Regions from separate parts of the Homo sapiens genome. Here all the other regions are linked to region 2. A link is a contact called in ENCODE Hi-C or POLR2A ChIA-PET data. All regions are on one chromosome and are shown on one strand. The core of a region is the stretch at or near the end of the contact, and the rest is flanking DNA. Distances in the headings are between cores, read along the strand shown.

What was found. A loop is a pair of places that touch in the nucleus more often than their neighbours do. ChIA-PET counts read pairs that join two places held with the same protein, here RNA polymerase II (POLR2A). Pooled maps may share reads with other maps.
Region 1: a loop to region 2 is called in a map of cardiac septum, with 2.8 times the contacts of the local background. The contact joins the enhancer-like site here to the promoter of LAD1 in region 2. A Hi-C loop is called at or near these places in 1 of 168 maps with a recorded cell type or tissue (cardiac septum). POLR2A ChIA-PET finds 5 or more read pairs at or near these places in 3 of 52 experiments (MCF 10A, PC-3 and common myeloid progenitor, CD34-positive).
Region 3: a map of G401 shows a loop between it and region 2 (6-fold over the local background). The contact joins the enhancer-like site here to the promoter of LAD1 in region 2. A Hi-C loop is called at or near these places in 1 of 168 maps with a recorded cell type or tissue (G401) and 5 of 50 pooled maps. POLR2A ChIA-PET finds 5 or more read pairs at or near these places in 4 of 52 experiments (Caco-2, GM12878, PC-9 and 1 more).

What each region holds. Positions count from the first base shown.
Region 1 is chr1:201,273,044-201,277,116 of GRCh38, forward strand. No RefSeq gene overlaps it. Among named protein-coding and RNA genes, the nearest start is that of PKP1, 8.4 kb to the right of the region's middle. Within about 2 kb of position 1,733, at least 4 of the 41 ENCODE cell types and tissues checked have a DNase peak (open chromatin) inside an H3K27ac peak, as active enhancers do; they include PC-3, where a contact is called at or near this core.
Region 2 is chr1:201,397,761-201,402,248 of GRCh38, forward strand. LAD1 (ladinin 1) reads right to left here and starts at 1,564. Exons shown (of 10, transcript NM_005558.4): 1 at 1,509-1,564. The coding sequence starts at 1,546. LOC101929343 (a long non-coding RNA gene) reads left to right here and starts at 1,731. Exons shown (of 2, transcript XR_241172.3): 1 at 1,731-2,030; 2 at 3,033-4,488. RefSeq lists an enhancer at 1,260-1,922.
Region 3 is chr1:201,478,544-201,483,159 of GRCh38, forward strand. No RefSeq gene overlaps it. Among named protein-coding and RNA genes, the nearest start is that of PHLDA3, 12 kb to the left of the region's middle. RefSeq lists a silencer at 1,975-2,064 and an enhancer at 4,445-4,616. Within about 2 kb of position 2,113, at least 27 of the 41 ENCODE cell types and tissues checked have a DNase peak (open chromatin) inside an H3K27ac peak, as active enhancers do.

The DNA.
Region 1 (4,073 bases), core at 483-2,982, 120 kb before region 2:
GACGATGTCACTCTGGTACTGCCCCCCAAGCCATTCACGAATCTCACATGCCCAACAGGCCACATGCTGAGAGGGTTTGCTGAGAGACTGACAGCTCATACCACATGACTGGGAGAGTTTCAGGGTTAATGTCGCTATTAACTCCCTAGGACTGCTGCAGAAATTAGCACCAACTTGGTGTCTTAAAACAACAGAAAAGTATTCGCTCACAGTTCTGGAAGCCGGTAGTCCAAAATCAAGGTGTCAGCCTGGTTAGTTTCTTCTGGAGGCTCTGGGCATTCCTTGGCCGTGGCAGTATAACTCCATAAGACTGCCTCTGTCTTCACGTGGCCTTCTCTGTGTCTCCAGTCTCCTTATACCTTTCTCTTGGAAGTACTCCTGCCATTGGATTGGGGACCTGCCCTAAATCCAGGATAATCTCAACTCAAGATCCTTCCCTTAATGCCATCTGCAAAGACCCTTTTCCCAGTACGGTCACAATCACAGGTTTTAGGGGTTAGGACATGGACATATCTTTTTTGGTGGGTGCCATTCATAAGAATCAAGTGTCCCTGAAGACTGCATTTCACAGCAGCTGTCTCCAGCCTGGAAATGTCTTGGGGCACATATGGTGTGGCATGGAGGAAAAGCAGTGGACTCGGAACATAGGAAGCACCTTTGAGGCCCAGCTTTGCTGCTAAGTGGTGGTGACTTTGGACAAGCCACACACCCTCTCTGAGCCTCAGTCCCCTCATCCTTACAATGGGATGATAACAGAATGACCACAATTCTCAAAGAATAGATGGGCAGATCCCAGGAGATAAAGGACCGGAAACTACTTGGTAGACTGTAAAGATCCAGTTATATTTGAAACATTATCATGGCCCTGTGTGCAAAAAGTTGAAAGTAAAGGCAAAATCATCGAAACCAGCAAGGAACCCTCAAAATCCTGACTGTTTTTGGAAGTCAGCATATGATTTTCCTTTGCAGCAGTAAAAACAAAACTATTTTCCATGGACTACAAACTTACCTTCCCAATTTCAGTGGTCTCCAGTATTCAAAGCCTCCTAGAAGGCCCCCAAGTTCTGTCTCAACTATCACATTGCCCACCCTCCCCAACCCCTGGCCCCTGTTACCTCCTGCCTGAGTTCTGGAGCTGAGAGCGGTGAGGCAGGCATCTTTGGCCTAAGCTGGGGGTCAGAGTCACCAGGAGAACACTGAGCTGATGAGCTAACCTCTCTTACCAATCCAATCCCAGTGATCCCTGCTTGACTGATCAGCTTCTAAGACAGTGGAGTGGAATGGGGGAGAGAACCGTGCATGATAGAAGTCACCCAGGGTCTTTCTTGGGCAAAAGGGACTCTCAGAGCAGGCCAGTCAAGGACTAGGAATGGCCAACACAAAGCGTCATCACAAGGCCCATTTGGAAAGCAGGAGGGGGCTCTTCCCAGCTCTCCCAGGCTCTGCCCAGGTTGCTGTGCCCCCTACTCTGCTCCCTTGGCAGCTGCGGTGAACCGTGAAGTGCTGAGTCTGGAGATGGCTAGGATGTCAGAATGTCATGGAACCCCCCAATTCCTTGACGGCTCTTCGTCAAAATGGATCCAGGCCCAGCCCCAACCCCAGCAGGGCCTAAAGTCAAGGCCTGGGGGACAGCCTCTAGTAGGGTGATATGACCTGGAAAGAGTGGAGGGGAGCGGGAACAGAAAGGTGCCGAGAGAGGCATCTGGTCCCAGGAATGTCAGAACAGAATACCTAAGTGGAATGTGGATCGACTGCATAGACATTTGTTGAGCCATTCTCATATTCAGAGCACTGTGGCAGGCCTGCTGCTGAAGCCAAGAGCCCACAGTGCACCTAATCACTTAGCATGATGCACTAAATGGCAAAGGAGGCACAATTCCCTCTAAGAGCTCAAGGAAGGAGGTGTCACCCCCAGCTGGGGACATCTGGGAGGGTTGTTGGGGAGATGAGAGCATTTGATTTGGGCTTCAAAGGGCAGAGCCGTGATGGGATTCAAAGGGGCAGCGATGAAGTCGCAGCTGTGTCTGGCAGAGAGAGCCGCAAGTGACCCGTGGCTCCTGACTCAAGCCTGGTCAGAGGGAGACTCCGACCCTTTGGGAGCAGCCTGAAGCCCAGGGCCTTACTGAACACAGATGGGGCAGGTGCCCGGTCCTTTGCTTGTTATTGGCGATCCTAATAAGAAGGCACCTGGCAGAGGCTTTCCGCAGGAGGCCCCGGCCATAGAAATGGGGTAATGCAGACGGGAGGCTCTGCCACTCAGCAGGTTCCTGGCCTGGCCTGAGGTGCTGGAGCATCTTGGCTCACCATTGGTCGCCGTCCGTGGCCTGGCAGGCTGCCTGCCCAGCAGCTCACAGCAGAAACCCCGGCTAGGGTGCCAGCTGCCCTGGGTGTGGCTGCCCTGTCTGCAGGCAAGGGTGGGTGACTCACGAAATTATCATTGAGGCTATACAGGGCTGGGGTTGGGGCTGGGCCCGTGACTGTGAGACGGAAAGAAAGAGTGAGCACAGGGGCCTACTCGGCGCTCTGCCACACACCCCATGCTGATGCCAGCTCTGCGGCTCCCACGGCCTTTCCCTGTGCTGCTGCTCCACCTCCCAAATACCGGCGATGCCTCCAGCACAGGGCAGCGGGAGCAGCACTTACAGGAACCGCCTCTGGGATGCCTCTCTGGCCTTGACTTCCCTTTTAAGGCTCAAACTTGTCACCAAGCCCCCTCCCCCATCCACCTGCCAAGGAAGGAGGAGGGAACCCCGGTCCCCGTGTGGGGGAAGTAGGACCCAGACACCCAGGACTTTGCAAGACCACATCACCATGCCGCTCTCTACTCAGCTGCCTCTTCTGACAAATGCAGGGGCTCCAAGGGATGGGCTCTGAGGCCCCTTCCACCTCTGCCGTTCTGAAGTCTCCAAGCGTAGTAATGGCAGAGCCACAGTTGCAGACAAAAATGCTGGATGGGGAGTGAATGAGAGGCAGGGGCTATAGGAGAGAGGCTGTGAGTGGGACCCAGAGTGGGGTATGGCCCTGCTCCCAGGGGAAGGAGGAATGCTTGAAGACCCTGAGACTAGGAAGGAAGGGCATGAGCTGGGAATTTGGCCCTGGAAAATATGTCAAAAGGGGAGAGTGTGGGAGAGAGGGCAGTTCGATAGGAGGCTAGGCGGTGCTGCCAGAGGAAGGAAGAAGTCCTGCATCTTTATTAGGCACCTACAGTATATCAAACACTGTGTTGGGCATTTTATGTATAATACCCATTTATGGTCATAAGGCTCCTGTGAGATGGTTGTTACTAATCTAATGTTACAGTTGAGGAAAATGAGATACAGACAGGCTAGAGCATTTCAGATCACCCAGCTAGCAGTGGCAAAGCTGGGGTGCACCGCTTGGTCTATTGACTCCAAAGCCCCTGTTGTTTCTTTTGTTTTGTTTTGTTTTTGAGACAGAGTCTTCCTCTGTCACCAGGCTAGAGTGCAGTGAAGCAATCTCGGCTCACTGCAACCTCTGCCTCCCAGGTTCAAGTGATTCTCCTGCCTCAGCCTCCTGAGTAGCTGGGCTTACAGGCATGCACCACCACACCCAGCTAATTTTTGTATTTTTTTTTTTTTTGTAGACGGGGTTTCACCATGTTGGCGAGGATGGTCTCGATCTCCTGACCTCGTGATCCACCTGCCTCAGCCTCCCAAAGTGCTGGGATTACAGGCGTGAGCCACCAAACCCAGCCCGAAGCCCCTGTTCTTATTTTCCCAGTCTGTCCCATTGGGCACACTTTGGAGTCTATGTGAAATGGCTTTTGGTCCCAGAGAGAGCTGGGGGCTGAGCAGGATCCTGAGGCTGTGGCCAAGGCCTGGGGCCCTCGTCCTTCCAGGGGGCCACAGAACAGCACTGCTGGCCAAGGGGAGAGGGTGGATAGAGAGGCAGGCCCCCGGCAGGCCAGTGTTGGGAGACAGAACTAGAATTTGGGTTGGCAGAGGGGCGGGACCCAGAGCAAATCTAGTGCTGACAGCAGCCAGTCGGCACTGGGCTGGGTCTTTGCTGTTATTCATCACCTCCACCCCACCCACCCCACCCAGAGAGACCAG
Region 2 (4,488 bases), core at 314-2,813:
AGATGTGTCATCTCTTCATAGGCCATAAACACACTTGTCCACAAGTATGCCACACACACACACACACATAAGCATACATTCATAGGCACAGGTAGGCCCACATCTAGAAGCAAAGACACTCCCACATCAACCCCCAGGCACACTGACCCACATGCAAAGTCCAAGACCTTGACTCCTCAGCCGCACCCTCAGCATAGACCTTCCTCTATAGCAGCCTGGGTTTCTTTTCCAGAGCACTGAGTTCCCTCCATTCGTGGGGCTTACCTTTTCCCCTCTCTAGAGCCCATGGGCTGCCCACAGTGCTTCAGAGCACTGTGAGGTCTTGAGGGTCTGGGGAGGTGGCCCCCCAGTCCCAGGCGATGAGCTGCTATGGAGAGGCTAAGCCTGAGACAATGAGGTAGTTCTGGAGCCCTTATTAAGGGAGGGCAGGAGCGGGGTAGAGGACATACTAGAGCACTGGAAAAACCTGTGAAAGATGCCTTGCTGGGGAAAGCCTACAGGACCCAAATGGCTGGAGGGTCTGCACCTGGCAGAGATAGCCCTGGCTCAGGAAAGGCCAAGACCCAAATGCCCACCTGGGAGGAGCTAAGAGGCTAATATCTACCTGGCTAGAAAGGGATCAAAAGAGCAGGCTCCAGCTCTGGGCTACCGCAGGAGCCTCAGTTTCCTTAGGGACAAGATGGGGGACGGGGGCGCCCAGTGGAGGAATGAGGTGAAAATGCTCACAGGGGGCCTTCTTGGCAGAGGTGCAGGGTCGCTCCAAGAGAAGTCGCTAGAGGTCACCAATCTCCATGAGGGGTGCTGCCTTCTGAACACCCGCCTTCCCCAGGCCTCTCGGACCCTGATGGGATGTCCAGCAGGCAGGGGTAGGATGCCTCATCCCCGACCCTTTAGGAGACCAGTGTACAAGTAAAGATTGCAGCAGCACAGATGGGGATGGCAACTATCTTAAGGTTCCCAGCCCAGATGCCACCCCAAAATGCCATGCTGAGATTCTGAGCGTCCTTAGTGGGAGACGGGTCTGCTTCCCTCCAGTCCTCTTCACTGACCCCTCCAAGACGGCTCTCCCTGCTCCCCCTCCCAAGAGGGGCTGTGGGACACCTCCCAGGGGTCCTCTCCGCCAGAGACACACGGGGGCAGTGAGAGAGGCTTCTCTCAGGAATGAGGCTTGGAGGTTACTCCTGAACACCTCCACAATCCCCCAAAACGTTCCTTCCTGCTTCCACCTTCCACAGGGGGGGCCATATCCCAGCGGGCGTCCAGACTGAGGACCAGCCTTCCCCTAAGCACCCTGTGTGGGGCCTCAGGCCCCGAGGGGAGAAGACCCACCCTGTAACCTCAGGGGTCCCGAGTTTGGCCCCAATCCTGTCTCCCGCGAGTCGCAGCAAGACCAGGATCCAGCCTCAGTGTCAGGGTCCCAGGCGGGGAGGAGGCCGGTGCCCCGAGGAGAGGAGACCCAAAGGCTCCCCGCCGACCCCCCGCCCCTCCCGGCTCCCTCCGGCGCTCACCTGGACAGCGCGGACCAGTCCTTCCTGCTGACAGCCATGCTGCAGGAGCCCCGCGTGGCCGCCCGCGCCCCGCCGGCCGCCGCCTCACCTGGCGCCCCTCCCCTTCCAGCCCAGGTGGGATCACATGGCCGCTTATCTCACCCCCGCGCGCCCCGGCCGCGCTCCGATTTGCCGACCCGGGAATGGCCTCTGGGATGTGGGCGTCCCAGACAAAGCCGCATTGATTGCAGCCCAGGCCGGCCCGGCCGCGAGGCCGCAAGCACTGGGTGGACCGTCGGACGGATCGCGGGACCGAACGACGGACGCCCGGGGCCGGCGTGGGGCTGGTCGGCTGCCCGGGGCGAGGGCGGGAGACTTCCTGCTCAGAACCAGTCCGACCAGCTTGGCGCTGGGACGCCTCCCCGCGCTGTGCCGCGGCCCGGGGTGCCGAGGAGCTGGGCTGGGGGCGGGGACCCCTGCCGGGAACCCGACTTAGCCCGGAGACGCTCAAGAGCAAGAAGCCGAGCGGAAAAGTTAGCGCAGGTACTGTGATCTCGGGTCTAGAGCGCCCGCGCCTTCGGGGCCCCTTCGCAGGGAGCGCCCTCCCCACTCCCTGGCTTCGGAACCCACCCGGGCCCACCGTCCCAGTAGGCCTCGCTGAGATGAATGAGGCATTGCTTTCTGAGCTGCACACAAAACATGCCCCTGGTAGACCCAGCCCCACCCAAAGGGAGAATCTTAGACTCAATTCAGCAAACATTTGTGAAAGCACAAATATGTCAAAGGCACTGTCCTTGCTCCCTGATACTGGACTTTGGGCTAGAGTGGCAGGGTGTATAATAAGGGCAGAGGAAGCTCAGTTTTTCTTCCCCAAGGAAAGATTAAACACAGATATCTAGGACTCGAATTTTGGAGCACCGTGAGACAGCTCAGGCACCCCTGACACCACCTGGCTCCCTTTAGGTGCCCATCTGGGCTGGTGCGGGGCCAGGTGCTTTCTATCCAGGAACCAGCCTCAGGTGGGCTTGGGCTAAGAGAGGGTCAGGCGTTGAGCATGGGGAATCTTATCTTCCCTGATGGATCTGAACTGCAGGGTCAGCGCACAGTTGCTGTTCCTGCCCTGAGAGGAAGGAGGCACAGCCCCAGCGCCAGGATGAGAATATCAAAAGGGAGCCTGAGCCAGAGCCAGAACTGCCCTCATGCTCCTGGGCCTCGCTGCCCAGCCTCAGCCTCTCTTTGGTGCTCATGTCAGGCCTTCCAGCTCTGAGATCTCACGGCAAAGGGCAAGCTAGCTGCCGGGCAGAAGCCTGGAAACACAGACACAGCCAGCCTGTTGAGATTCCCCCTCCCGAAGTACCCCCTCCTCCAGGGAGCCTTCCTTCTTGGCAAGGGTGGGACGAGGTCCAGGACATGAGAACTGGACTGGTAACTTGCACACTTGAGCTCTGATTCTGACATTTGTGAACTGTGTGACTTGGGACAAACTCCTTCAGTTTCCTTATCTGTGGAGTGGATGTTACGATACCTTGCTCTGCTTCCTTCCAGGTTGTGGAAATCATATGAGTTCCCTGCTAGTGACATTGGAGTGCACAGATGAATATCGACAAGGCTCCAGGGAGTTCTGAACAGAGGCCAAGGCAGGCCCTGGAGCTGTATGCTGCTTACAGGAAAAGAGAAAGAGGGGACCCCAATAGTCTAGGTCCCTGGATCCTCTGACCCGGGGCCTGACACTGTCAGGGAAGCTGCTGTCTCCCTAGGGACCTACTGAATGTTCTTCCCATGGCTGGTCAGTGCTGACACCTCAACACAGGAAGAGAAATACTCCTATGAAGTCATCTGAAGCCTGGTCATGCCAGGGACACTTCACGAAGGCAGGAACAGTCCTGTTTCTAAAAGCCCAAAATCTAACAGCCTCTCTACAGATATAAAAGCCCAAAGACATGGAAAGTTTGTATGCAGACAACCCTAGAAGTAAGGAAAAGTGAATGACATATATGTCAATGCCCAGAAAGTTCCTTGAGATCAGACACTGTACATTTATGGGATACTTTCTAAGTGCCAGCTACTGTACTTGGTGCTGGATCAGTGCATCCATTTCCCGGGGCTCCCGTGATGAAGTGCCACAAACTGGATGGCTTTAAACAACAGAAGTTTACTCTCTCACAGTTCTGAAGGTTAGAAGTCTGCCATGAAGATGTGAGCACAGCCAGCCTCTCTCCAAAGGCTCCAGAGGAGAATCCTTCCTTGCTTCTTCCCAGAGCTCCTTGGCATACAGCTGCATTACTCCAAGATTTGCCTCTCTTGTCACACAGCATTCTGCCTGTGTCTCTTGTTTGTGTTCAAGTATCCCTCCACCCTAATTTAGTATGACCTCATTTTAGCTTGATTATGCCTGCAAATACCCTATTTCCAAATGAGGTCACATTCACAGGTACCAGAAGTTATGAATTGAACACATCTTTTTTGGGATGTGTTCTACCCATTATAATTCATTCTACCCACTATAATCACAAGTGGCTTTGACATTCAGTGACACAAAGATGATAAGGACTCGGTTCCTGACCTCAGGACATTCTCAGTCTATCAGTGAAGACAAACACATGCTGGTGAACACACACACATACACAAGCACACATATACCCCGAGCCTCATTCAAGTCAGACTGTGATTAAAAATGGAAATTGTGTCATCAGGAGGGATTGGGGAAGTCTTCACACAAGAAAGAACATCTAAGTTGGGCCTTGAAGGGTAAGTGGAATTCAACTGTCAGAAAGGGTGTAAGGGCATCCAGCTATAGGACACAGCATAAACAAAGACATTGGGACATAAACATGAAAGGTGTGTGTGGAACAGAGAGAAGACTAGTCTGCGTGAAGCATTGAGCCCCTTCCAAGGCTGAAAAGAAAGGTTGGAGACAGGTAGTAAGGACTTTGTGTGTTGTGCTAAAGAGTCAGTCAGCCTTGGCCGGTTATGGAGACTCACACGTGTAATCCCAGCATTT
Region 3 (4,616 bases), core at 863-3,362, 81 kb after region 2:
GAGGTCAGGAGTTCAAGACCAGCCTGGCCAACATAATGAAACTCCGTCTCAACTAAAAATACAAAAAAATTAACTGGGTGTAGTGGCAGGCACCTGTAATCCCAGCTACTTCAGGAGGCTGAGCCAGGAGAATTGCTTGAATCTGGGAGGCAGAGGTTGCAGTGAGCTGAGATCACGCCACTGCACTCCAGCCTGGGCGACAAGAGTGAAACTCCATCTCAAAAAATAAAAAATAAAAAATAAAAAAAAAGAAGTCTGCTCAGAAGTGACACTTCTGGTCTCAATTAGAGGCCACAGCAAGCCACATCACCACATCAAAATTCAAGGGAAGAGGCCAAATGTAACCCTTAAATGTAAACGTAGATATTACTGTGTGTCCAGGAATATCTGTGAACATCTCTTAAAGGACTAGACAGTGTGATTGCCATGGGACTGCTGGGTACCCAGAAGGCAGAGCCACAGAGATACCTCTTCACTCCTCCAGCAGGGAGCAACAATCCCCCTTGGCCTGGGACCAAGACCTTGAACTCTCTTGAAGAGTCAGGTTGAGGTCAACAGAGTGGAAATGTAGAAGGTTCAGGAGCAGGTGCTTCTGAAAAGGAACTAAGGGCTTGTCCAGGCATGGAAAATGCCCACTAAAGGCTTTATTCACGATAATCTGCTTCCTGAATTTTCATGGCCTTTAGGGTGAGTCTTTCTAGGCCCATAAACTCAGGACATCAGAGTTGGGTGGATCCCCTGAAGCTTGGCTGTTCAAGTGTGGTCCCAGGATCAGCAACATCAGCACCACCTACCCCTGGGAGCTTGTGAGAGATGTCCAATTTCAGGCCCCACCCAAAACTAGAATCTGCATTTTAACAAGATCCCCAGGAGATTCATATGCACATTAAAGCTTGAGAAGCATTTCCTCAGAACTAATTTAGGCCAACGTCTTCACTTCGCAAATGAGGAGCCGACACCCAGAGGGGAGGAGGCAGGCCCAAAGTCACAGAGCTGGTTCCAATCCTGGCTCCACCACTTGCCAGGGACTTGAGTAAGTCTCTAAAATTCACTGAATCTCGGTTTCCTCTTATATAATAAAGGGATAATATAATTACCTCCTAGTGCTTATATGAGGATCAAATAAGAAAACATCTAGACCAGTGCCAGGCACATAGTATGTGCTCAATAACTGTTAGCTATTGCTATGGTCCTAACTCACCATTCCAGCACCAGGCCTCATACTCCCAGTACATAATTGTCTCCTCTTAAGGCAAGGATGTTAGGTATAGCACTGCAGCGATGGGACCTGGACCCAGCTGCCTGCATTTATATCCTGCTCAATTTGACCTTGAGAGGGTTGCTGAATTGTTCTTTGGTTCTTGGCTTCAGTTTGATCAGTTATAAGTGGGTAAAATGACAGCACCTACTTCATAGGGCTATTGTGAGAATTAAATGAGTTAATGCATTTAAGGTCTTCAAACAGTCTATAGCATATATTAAGCACACGAGATGGATGAGTAATGTGACAATTAAGTGAGTTAATACATTAAAGGTCTTCAAACAGTCTATAGCATATAGTAAGCACACAAGTTGGATGAATAATAATGTTTCCAAAATGTCCAAAAGAAGACTAGGTTGGAGGAAGTTGCACCCTAGAAAGGCAGGGGACAGGCGTTTCTCAGGGGGAGCTGCCTCTGTTTTTTCCCTTTGACCTATTGCAAGTCCCCAGTCTGTTTCTCTGGCCACTGGACGGCCCCCAACCCCTGGCTGTGTTTTTCCTCCTCCACTGGACTCACTGGGCTCCCTGGTGCCTCCATCAGGAAGCGCTGAAAGGCCAGGGGATCTCTGGTGGGGAGGGGCGGACTCAGGCAGCCGACAGCTGTCTTCAAATCTCTGAAGCGCTGTCATGCAGGAGAGGGATTAGACCTGTTCTGGATGACTCTAGGGGACAGAAATAGGAAGTTCCAGGAAGTCCTCTCTAATCATTAGAACCGTTCAGAGGCAGCCCCAGCTGCGGGGCGGGGCGGGGCGGGGCGGGGCGGGGCGGGGCGCGGAGCTGTTGGCAGCTAAGTGGTTGAGGTTGAGCGGCCGGGTGGAGGCCGGCACCTACTAGGAGGCTGGGCTGGTCCGCAGGTTCTCAAGCCCGGCTGAGCCCGGGCAAGCGTCAGAGAATCACCAGAGCAGCTTGTCGAATACAGATTCCCAGGCCCCACCCAGGCCAACCGAATCAGAATCTCTAGGGGTGGGGCTGGGAATCCATTTTTAAAGGCTTCCCCAATGATTCTCAGAATAAAGGTTGGGCTTGGAGGCGGGGCCGGGGCTGGGCGTGGCACGGAGGCGAGGCGCGGGGAGGGCCGGACCTTCCAGTTGTTAATCCCTGTGTTCCTCACTCCGCCACACTCACCTCCACTGATCTAAGTCGGGGGATCGTTCCTCGCTGGGTGCCCCCCTCACTTGATCTTAGCCAAAAGGTCGAGAAGCGATTGGGAGCCCCTCTCGAATAATTTCTGTGGCCCTTGATTCAGGGATCACTCCCACACTTAATAGCAGCTCTAACGCCCCCCAACCCCCGCTACCCAAGATCTCTATCCTCACCCTCCAGTCGGCCTCGTGGTCTTCCTGTCCCTCCCCAGCCTCTCAGGTGACCCGGACAATTTGCTAAGGCTCTTGGAGAAGGGCAGCCCGAGGAGGCTGGGCCTGCCGCCCATCGGGAGCGGCAGCTATTTTCCATCACATCCTAAAAAGCCCAGGGCTCTACCGCTCCTGCAGCTGGGCATAGCTCCCACCAAACACATTCTCCCGAGGTCGCCCTGGACGCCTTGCTCGGAGATGACAGAAACGAGAAAAGAAATACCTAAGTGGACATAAAGACCTAGCTCACCCTGGCCGGGTGCGGTGGCTCATGCCTGTAATCCCAGCACTTTGGGAGGCCGAGGTGGGCAGATCACCTGAGGTCGGGAGTTCTAGGCCAACTAGCTTGACCAACATGGAGAAACCCCGTCTCTACCAAAAAAATACAAAAATTAGCCGGGCGGGGTGGCTTATGCCTGTAATCCCAGCCACTCAGAGGCTGAGCCAGGAGAATCGCTTGAACCCGGGAGGCGGAGGTTGCGTTGAGCCGAGATCGCACCATTGCACTCCAGCGTGGGCAACAAGAGGAAAACTCTGTCTCAAAAAAAAGAGTCCTTGCTCACTCTTTGGTGAGGGTTTGGTATTCCACAGGGCCCCGAAGCGCGACAGCCCTCCAAGGAGAAGTGAGCGTCGGGGATTAGACGCGTGCGCTGTCTTGCGCAGGAGCTGAGTCCTCAGGGTCCACAGAGAGAGGAGGAGGGCGTGGGGTGCGCGGAAACGCAGCGCCTGCCTTTTGCCCTGACCCCACAGCACCACCTGGTGTCTCCCGGGACGGCGCAAGCGCCGCGCTTGCAGATGCTGGGCCCCCTCCCCGTCAGCCGACCCTCCTTCCCCAAGTGCCTCCCCTGCCTGGTGTTCCTCCTTCCTTGATGCGCCCCTCTGGCTGGCCCTTCACCGTCCAGTGAGTGCTTCCTGGCCTGGCCGCAGCTGGCTTACAGCCTACTGCCTTTACCCAGGTCTTATTCCCAGGAGGTGCGTCAGGGCCCCTTGCCCACCGTGGGGCTGCACTGAAAAACAGTGGCCCGGGAGCAAGACAGCTAGTGGTGCAAGGCACAGGACGGTCGCCGACAGGCCCTCCCGATCAGCCAGCAGAGGGCAGCCTCTCTCCAGCTTTGGGCCCCAAAGGCTCCCATCCGGGCCACTCCTGTAGGCCCCTCCCAGACAGAAGGGTCCACCTGGGTGTGTGGAACCAGCCGTCCTCCTGGCTGCGGAAACTTGTCCGGAGCACCTTTCGTGGGCCACCCCCTGTGCTGGAGCCAGAGGGGTTACCAAGATGGAGCCCTTGACCCCGATTGCAGAACTCCCAGCCAGAGCCCACCCTGGGCTGGCATTCCCTGAACTCCTCCAGCTCTTCTCCCGGTCATCTTGTACTTTTCTATTGCTCTGCACCATTGATGGGTGTTATGCATGCATAGGTGCCTTTCTCAGAGTCCAGGAGGGGCCTCTGTCAAGGCCACTGTTGGAGCTGGTCATCTGGGAAATAGGTACACGAGGCCTTGTTGTTATTAAAGCATCTGCTTTTGTTTTGAAAACTTAGTGTGGGCACATTTTCGAGAAGGGCTGAAGCAAAGCAGCACAGCCCCAACGCATCAGGCAGGTATGCCTAAGATGAAGGATGCCGCAACCCCTCACATGAACCTATTTCCAAAAAAAAATGTGGCCTTCCACGGACTTGCTGTGGGGGCCCTAACAGCACAGCAGGCTGAGCCAGGCCCCTCCACCACACCCCTCCTAGGTAGAAGTGAGCTTTCTAGATTTGACGTGAAAGTTCCTCTGGTTGAGTTTCCCTCTTAGGCTGGGGCTTTCCGAGCTGGGAGAAGTTCTGAGCACAGTTTTGGGGCCTAGCTGAGCCCCTCCAAGTCCAAAGTCCATGCAATTCCCAGGCCCAGATTTGGGGGTGGAGACCAGACAGGACAAGCCAGTGGTGTTTGGCTGGTCGGGTCACTTCAGACAGTGTGGTTCAGTTGGCATTGATACTGAGAAGTAATTGGTCCTTAGAAAAA